2 separate regions of the Homo sapiens genome follow, and region 2 is linked to region 1. Evidence: chromatin loops called from intact Hi-C (ENCODE). Cell type or tissue: IMR-90. All regions are shown on one strand. Links, peaks and the distances in the headings refer to the core of each region. The heading gives the core; the rest is flanking DNA.

Evidence for each region. Peaks named below come from ENCODE experiments on the same cell type or tissue, not always from the same donor. Only the 100,000 strongest peaks of a DNase experiment are listed, where the experiment ranks them.
Region 2: it touches region 1 in a loop (4-fold over the local background); 1 of 110 quality-filtered maps calls a loop at or near these places.

Annotation. Positions count from the first base shown.
Region 1 is chr2:176,280,077-176,282,894 of GRCh38, forward strand. The region is part of intron 1 of MTX2 (metaxin 2); the gene reads left to right. Among named protein-coding and RNA genes, the nearest start is that of MTX2, 12 kb to the left of the region's middle. In IMR-90, for the core only: no CTCF peak of the experiment used is centred there; a DNase peak (open chromatin) is centred at 1,375.
Region 2 is chr2:176,223,507-176,226,324 of GRCh38, forward strand. No RefSeq gene overlaps it. Among named protein-coding and RNA genes, the nearest start is that of HAGLR, 36 kb to the left of the region's middle. In IMR-90, for the core only: no CTCF peak of the experiment used is centred there; no DNase peak of the experiment used is centred there.

The sequences.
Region 1 (2,818 bases), core at 102-2,601:
GTAGCAACTGCCATTTAGGTCAGTTTTTAAAGATGGATGTAAGCCATTCTAGTCACTGGGTACCAAATCCTGGGGACTAGAGGCCAGGGAGTCAGGGTGATGTGGTCAGCAAATTGGAGATATAGTGAGATTTCAGGAAGGCAAAGATTCAAGATATTGGATTAATAAAGTGAAACTGTAGGGAAAGTGCAAGTGTCAAAATCTATGTCTGAAGCAGTAAAGGGAATTTATAAACGTAATATGGTCAGGAGTCAGCTTGGTAACCGATTTAGATAAACGGAATTCTGAGGCTTCAGATGAGTCAACATTTTGTGTGATTAATAGTAACTATCAAAAGTCTTAACTGGCAAGTTACTTTTGCAGTGTAACAAACCACCCTAAATTTACAGGTGTAAAACAGCCACTTTCTTATGTTTATGAATCCTGTGGGTCAGTAATCCACACAGGGCACATGTTGTGAGTGGCACAAGGTGAGATATAACCATATCCACACACATTTGTGTCTTTCCACAAGGTCAGACTTCTGTTGGTGCTTATTCAGTCATAAAAGCAATAAGCAACATCGAGTTCCTTAAGGAGGCAATTCTCCTTAGTACTACCTGTTCACTCAGTAGTCAGAGCTGTGGCACATAGACTAAGCCAATCCACAAGTCAGTCAATGTTGCAAACCGCACGTAGCAGTATACTTAATATATAAATGTTATAGATTAAAATTTCCACATCACACAGTAACATTTAACATCAAGAGAAAAGGGGACAGGAAAAGAGGTAATGAACCAGTCTAAGGAGAGCGTCATGGACAAGGATAGTGTCCTGGGCTGATCCAGACAGTTGTCAGTGTCTTGCAAGGAAGAGTTCTTGATTTGGGCAGAGCATTTGGCAGCAAATGCTGGGTGCTGATCATGAGTGACTGCCAGACAGTGTCTATTAAGATGGCCATCTTGAGTTGGTGGAGTTCTGCTCCTTTTATAGCCCTCACATCTTCTGGTGAGGACTGATAGTAAAAAGTGTGTCTGGTTATGTCTTTGTCTGGTTGGTACGTGTAGTCTCTGTTGATTAGATGAACATGTGGTCCCTGTTGGCATGATGCCTTTTTAAATGTAAGGTGGGGTCTTTTTCTAAGATAGGGTTACTTATGTATAGGGTGCTGTATACAGCACAGGAAAGATGGTTTGTCTCTCACTCATGATGTCTGGGTCTTAAGCTGAAAAGACTCAAAGGCTGGGAATGATCCAGTGGTTCAGGGTTGGAAACCTCTGGAAGCATCTTCACTTGTATCTCTGACAGTTGATTCTGGCTAGGACTTTGGCTGGGGTTGTTCTCTGGAATACTTACATGTGGCTTCTTCATGTGGCTTGGCTTCCTCACAGCTTGGTGGCCTGAGGGTAGTCAGACTTTTTATGTAGTGACTCAGTGCACCACATACAAGTGCCTGAGCTAGCAAGATAGAATTTGCATCATCTTTTATAATCTACTCTCAATTGTCCTGCAGCATCACTTCCACAATATTCTGTGGGTCACAGTGCCAGCCCAGATTCAAGGGAAGGGGAATTGTAGGGTAGGAATTACTGTTGTGGACGTATTTAAGACATATACTTTGCCACAATAACCAAGGTGGTACTGCCTGTTTTTCTTAGATCTGGGAACCGAGAAGGCACACACATGACTGAATAGAGGTTCTAAAGAAGGATGGGGATAGATGGGGAGTTGGGGGTGAGTAGAGTAGTGCGGGTGGTTTTGTACGTTGTAATTAGTTATCTATGGAACTCTCTAAAGCTAGTGATGCCTGCTCGAACATGCATGCATATACAAATACTCCTTTATTCTCACCAAAGGCCTATCATATGGAAAGATTGAGGATGGAGATAAGACAAGTATAGTTTTCAAATACTCTGTAGATCATTTGTCTGTGTGTCTTTGATTAGGAACCACTGAATGATTCGGAGAGAAAGTGAATTCTTGAGTTTACACTGTTGAATTTGGTACCCATTGTTGAGATGTTATCCTTCCTTAAATTGGTTCAATGATATTATTTTTAGAGTTACAGTAGTTTTTTTTTTTTTTTTTTTTTTTTTTTTGCTGTCAGATATCTTTCAGGCTTTAGATAGCAAAAGACCTGCTTGTATTTTCTGCAGAATGTTTGTTGAGTACCTAATTTGTGCTAGGTGCTCTGCCAGGTGCTGGGGGTACAAAAATAAGTAACAATTCTTGCCTTTCATGAGCTTATATTCTTTTGCAGAAATAGATCATTTTAATATGAAGAGCTATATCTATAGTAGAAATCTGCACAGAGGCATCTAGTTTAGTAAGCCTTTGCTGAACATTTTGCCTCCGTTTCCTCAAACTGCATTAGGGATGTTAGGTTTTTGGTAAATATCTAAACTCGTCTCCATGCCTCCTACCTTCTATCTGGCATGCTTTGGATTATTTTTTTGGATCCAATTCAGATTTCATCTCCTTTTGTGAATTCTTTCCTGTTTTCCTCAGGCAGATTTAGTTATTTCTTCATGAATATTTCTATAGGGCTTTATACACACTTTTGTTCTAATGTGTATATTAAGAATTATTGATTGAAAATATACTGTGAGCTAGAGACTTTATAGGGTACTTAGTTTATCTACTTTTTTTTTTTTGTTTTTTTTTTTGAGATGGAGTCTTGCTCTGTTGCCCAGGCTAGAGTGCAGTCGCACGATCTCAGCTCACTGCAACCTCCATCTCCTGGGTTCATGCGATTGTCCTGCCTTAGCCTCCTGAGTAGCTGGGATTACAGGCATGCACCACCACACCTGGCTAATTTTTGTATTTTTGATAGAGACAG
Region 2 (2,818 bases), core at 301-2,800, 56 kb before region 1:
AGGTCCCTCAGCTGCAGGTCTGTTGGAGTTTGCTGGAGGTCCACCCCAGACCCTGTTTGCCTGGGTATCACCAGTGGAGGCTCAGTTGGAAATGCAGAAATCACCTGTCTTCTGCATCGATCACGCTGGGAGCTGCAGACCAGAGCTGTTCCTATTCAGCCATCTTGGAACAGATCTCCTCTGCATTTACTTTTAATGTATCTGATGCTTAACCCCTGACCAAGTGGACACATGAAATAAACTGTCTTCCTTGGGTAAGAAGAAGAGTTTGAACAGAAGCCATGTCTTACAGCAGTGAGGCCAGATACTGGATTCCTGTCAATTTTTGTATTTTTAATAGAGATGGAGTTTCACCATATTGGTCAGGCTGGCCTCAAACTCCTGACCTCAGGTGATCCACTCGCCTTGGCCTCCCATAGTGCTGGGATTACAGGCATGAGCCACTGCGCCTGGCCTGCTTCTACTTTTAAGGACCCTTGTGATTCTTGGATAATCCAGAATAACCTCTCTATTTTAGGTTTAGCTGATTAGCAACCATAATTCCATCTGCAATCTGAATTCCTTTTGCCCAGCAACATAACATATTCACGAATTCTGAAGATTAGGACATGGACATTGCCTACCACAAGGCAGAAAAAAAAATCTTCCCATGCTCCCATTAAACAACAACCACCTCCCCAAACAAAAAACAACAACAAAAAAGGCAATCCATTTCTCTTTTTCAGGAGAGTGAAATGAAAACCCTTCTTAGCTGGACAGATTTGTCATTTGGTTTGAGGATTGGGAGCAAATGTTTTTGAATCACAAACTCCAAGTGAGCCTTGTCTAGCTTGGGGAAAGTTCCCAGATTTGTGACAGTCACAGAAGCAGAATTGAGGTTTGAGTCCTTTGGGGGCTCACTTCATGTTTCAAATAGTAAACTGAGGCCAGGCTCAGTGGCTCACGCCTGTAATCTCAGCACTTTGGGAGGCTGAGATGGGCAGATCACCTAAGGTCAGGAATTCGAGGCCATCCTGGCCAACATGGTGAAACATCGTCTCTACTAAAAATAAAAATTAAAAAATAAAATAGCTGGGCTTGGTGGCACATGCCCGTAATCCCAGCTACCTGGGAGGCTGAGGCAGGAGAATCGCTTGAACCTGGGAGGTGGAGGTTTCAATGAGCCAAGATTGAGCCAATGCACTGCAGCCTGGTCGACAGGGCGAGGCTCCATCTCAAAAAAAAAAAAAAAGTAAACTGAGGCAAACAATAACTTTCTTGCAGTTGTCTGAAGAGAATAGTTGAAAGATGTACCATTGTAATCTGAACTGGGTGGAAGAGAGCTGGACAGGCTTCCCCTTTCCTCAAAGCATAGATTGCAATCCCCTGTTGGAGACATGAAGACATTAACTACAGTACTGACAGACCCTGGGTGGGTAATTTCACAGACAGTGGTTTTTACTGGTATCTGGGGCATAATTAGATACTAACACCCCATCATTGATGCATCTTTTTCTTTTTCTTTCTGACTATTTTGGAGGAGGGGATCAACTTTGTCTCTCCCATTCTTCTTCCCACATCCCTGCACATGTTTTTTGTCTGTCAGGGATACCTAGTACCTCCCCGTGAAAAGGTATAAGTTACCGTTCTGTAAAATGTGTGCAGCTTTTATAGTAGAATTCTATGTAGCTGTGATGAACTGCCAGATTGGGCTTGGCTAGAATTGTTTTTCTTTATTGCCTTTTAATTCTCCCTCTGATCCTTTAAAAAATATAATAGGTCTTTCCTAAGTCAAAAGATTCAAAGACATGCTGGTCAACCACAAGACATAAGGAAATCTTTTAGGATTTGTAGAGTTAGGGGAGGAAAAGATTCTATTTCTAGGTAACAGTAGCAATCTGTTTCTGCACTCCTCCACTCCTCAGCCTCCACCTCCATTGCAGCCCTTTCAGAAAAGGCCCCAACGGGCCTCTTTACATGCCTAGAAGCATAAACTTTGCAATATCAAAACGCTTCTGATGATAATCGCTCCTGCTGATACTCACACGAAAAGGATTTGCTAAATCCTATTCCCAAAGAATAATGGGTCATGAGTTGATTTTAGATCCTGCTGGATGATCAGAAGAACAGCTCTGTGTGTGTGTGTGTTTGTGTGTGTCTGTGTGCATGTGTGTGTGTGTGTATTGGAGACAGGGTCTTGGTCTGTTGCCTAAGCTGGAATGCAGTGGCCAGATCACTTCTCACTGCAGCCTCAACTTCATGGGCTCAAGTGGTCCTCCCACTTCAGCCTCCCATGTAGCTGTGACCACTGTGCCCAGCTAATTTTTAAATTTTTTGTAGAAATGGAGTGTTACTTTGTTGCCCAGGCTTATTTCAAACTCCTGGCCTCCAGCCATCCTCCCATTTCCGCCTTCCAAAGTGTTGGGATTACACACATGAGCCACCATGCCCAGCCCAAGAGCTCTTATTTCATCCTTTTATTTTATTTATTTCTGATGACTATTGTGGTGGGCAGCCTTTAAAACAGTCCCAATGATCCCTGATTTCTTGAGTATGGGCTGGACCTAGTAATTTGCTTCTAACCAACAGAATAAGGCAGAAGTAATGAGATTTTGGTTCCGAGACTGGGCTACAGAAAGACTTTGGTTTCCATCATACTTGCCCTTGATTGCTCTTTCATGTGTTTGCTTTGATGAAAAAAGGGCTGCCATGTTTTGAGCTGCCCTATGGAGAGGCCATGTGACAAAGAACTGAGGTAGGCTTCCAAGTGACAGCCAGGGAGGAACCCCAGCTCTCGCTATGACAGCTGCAGAGGAACTGAATCCTGTCAACAACCATT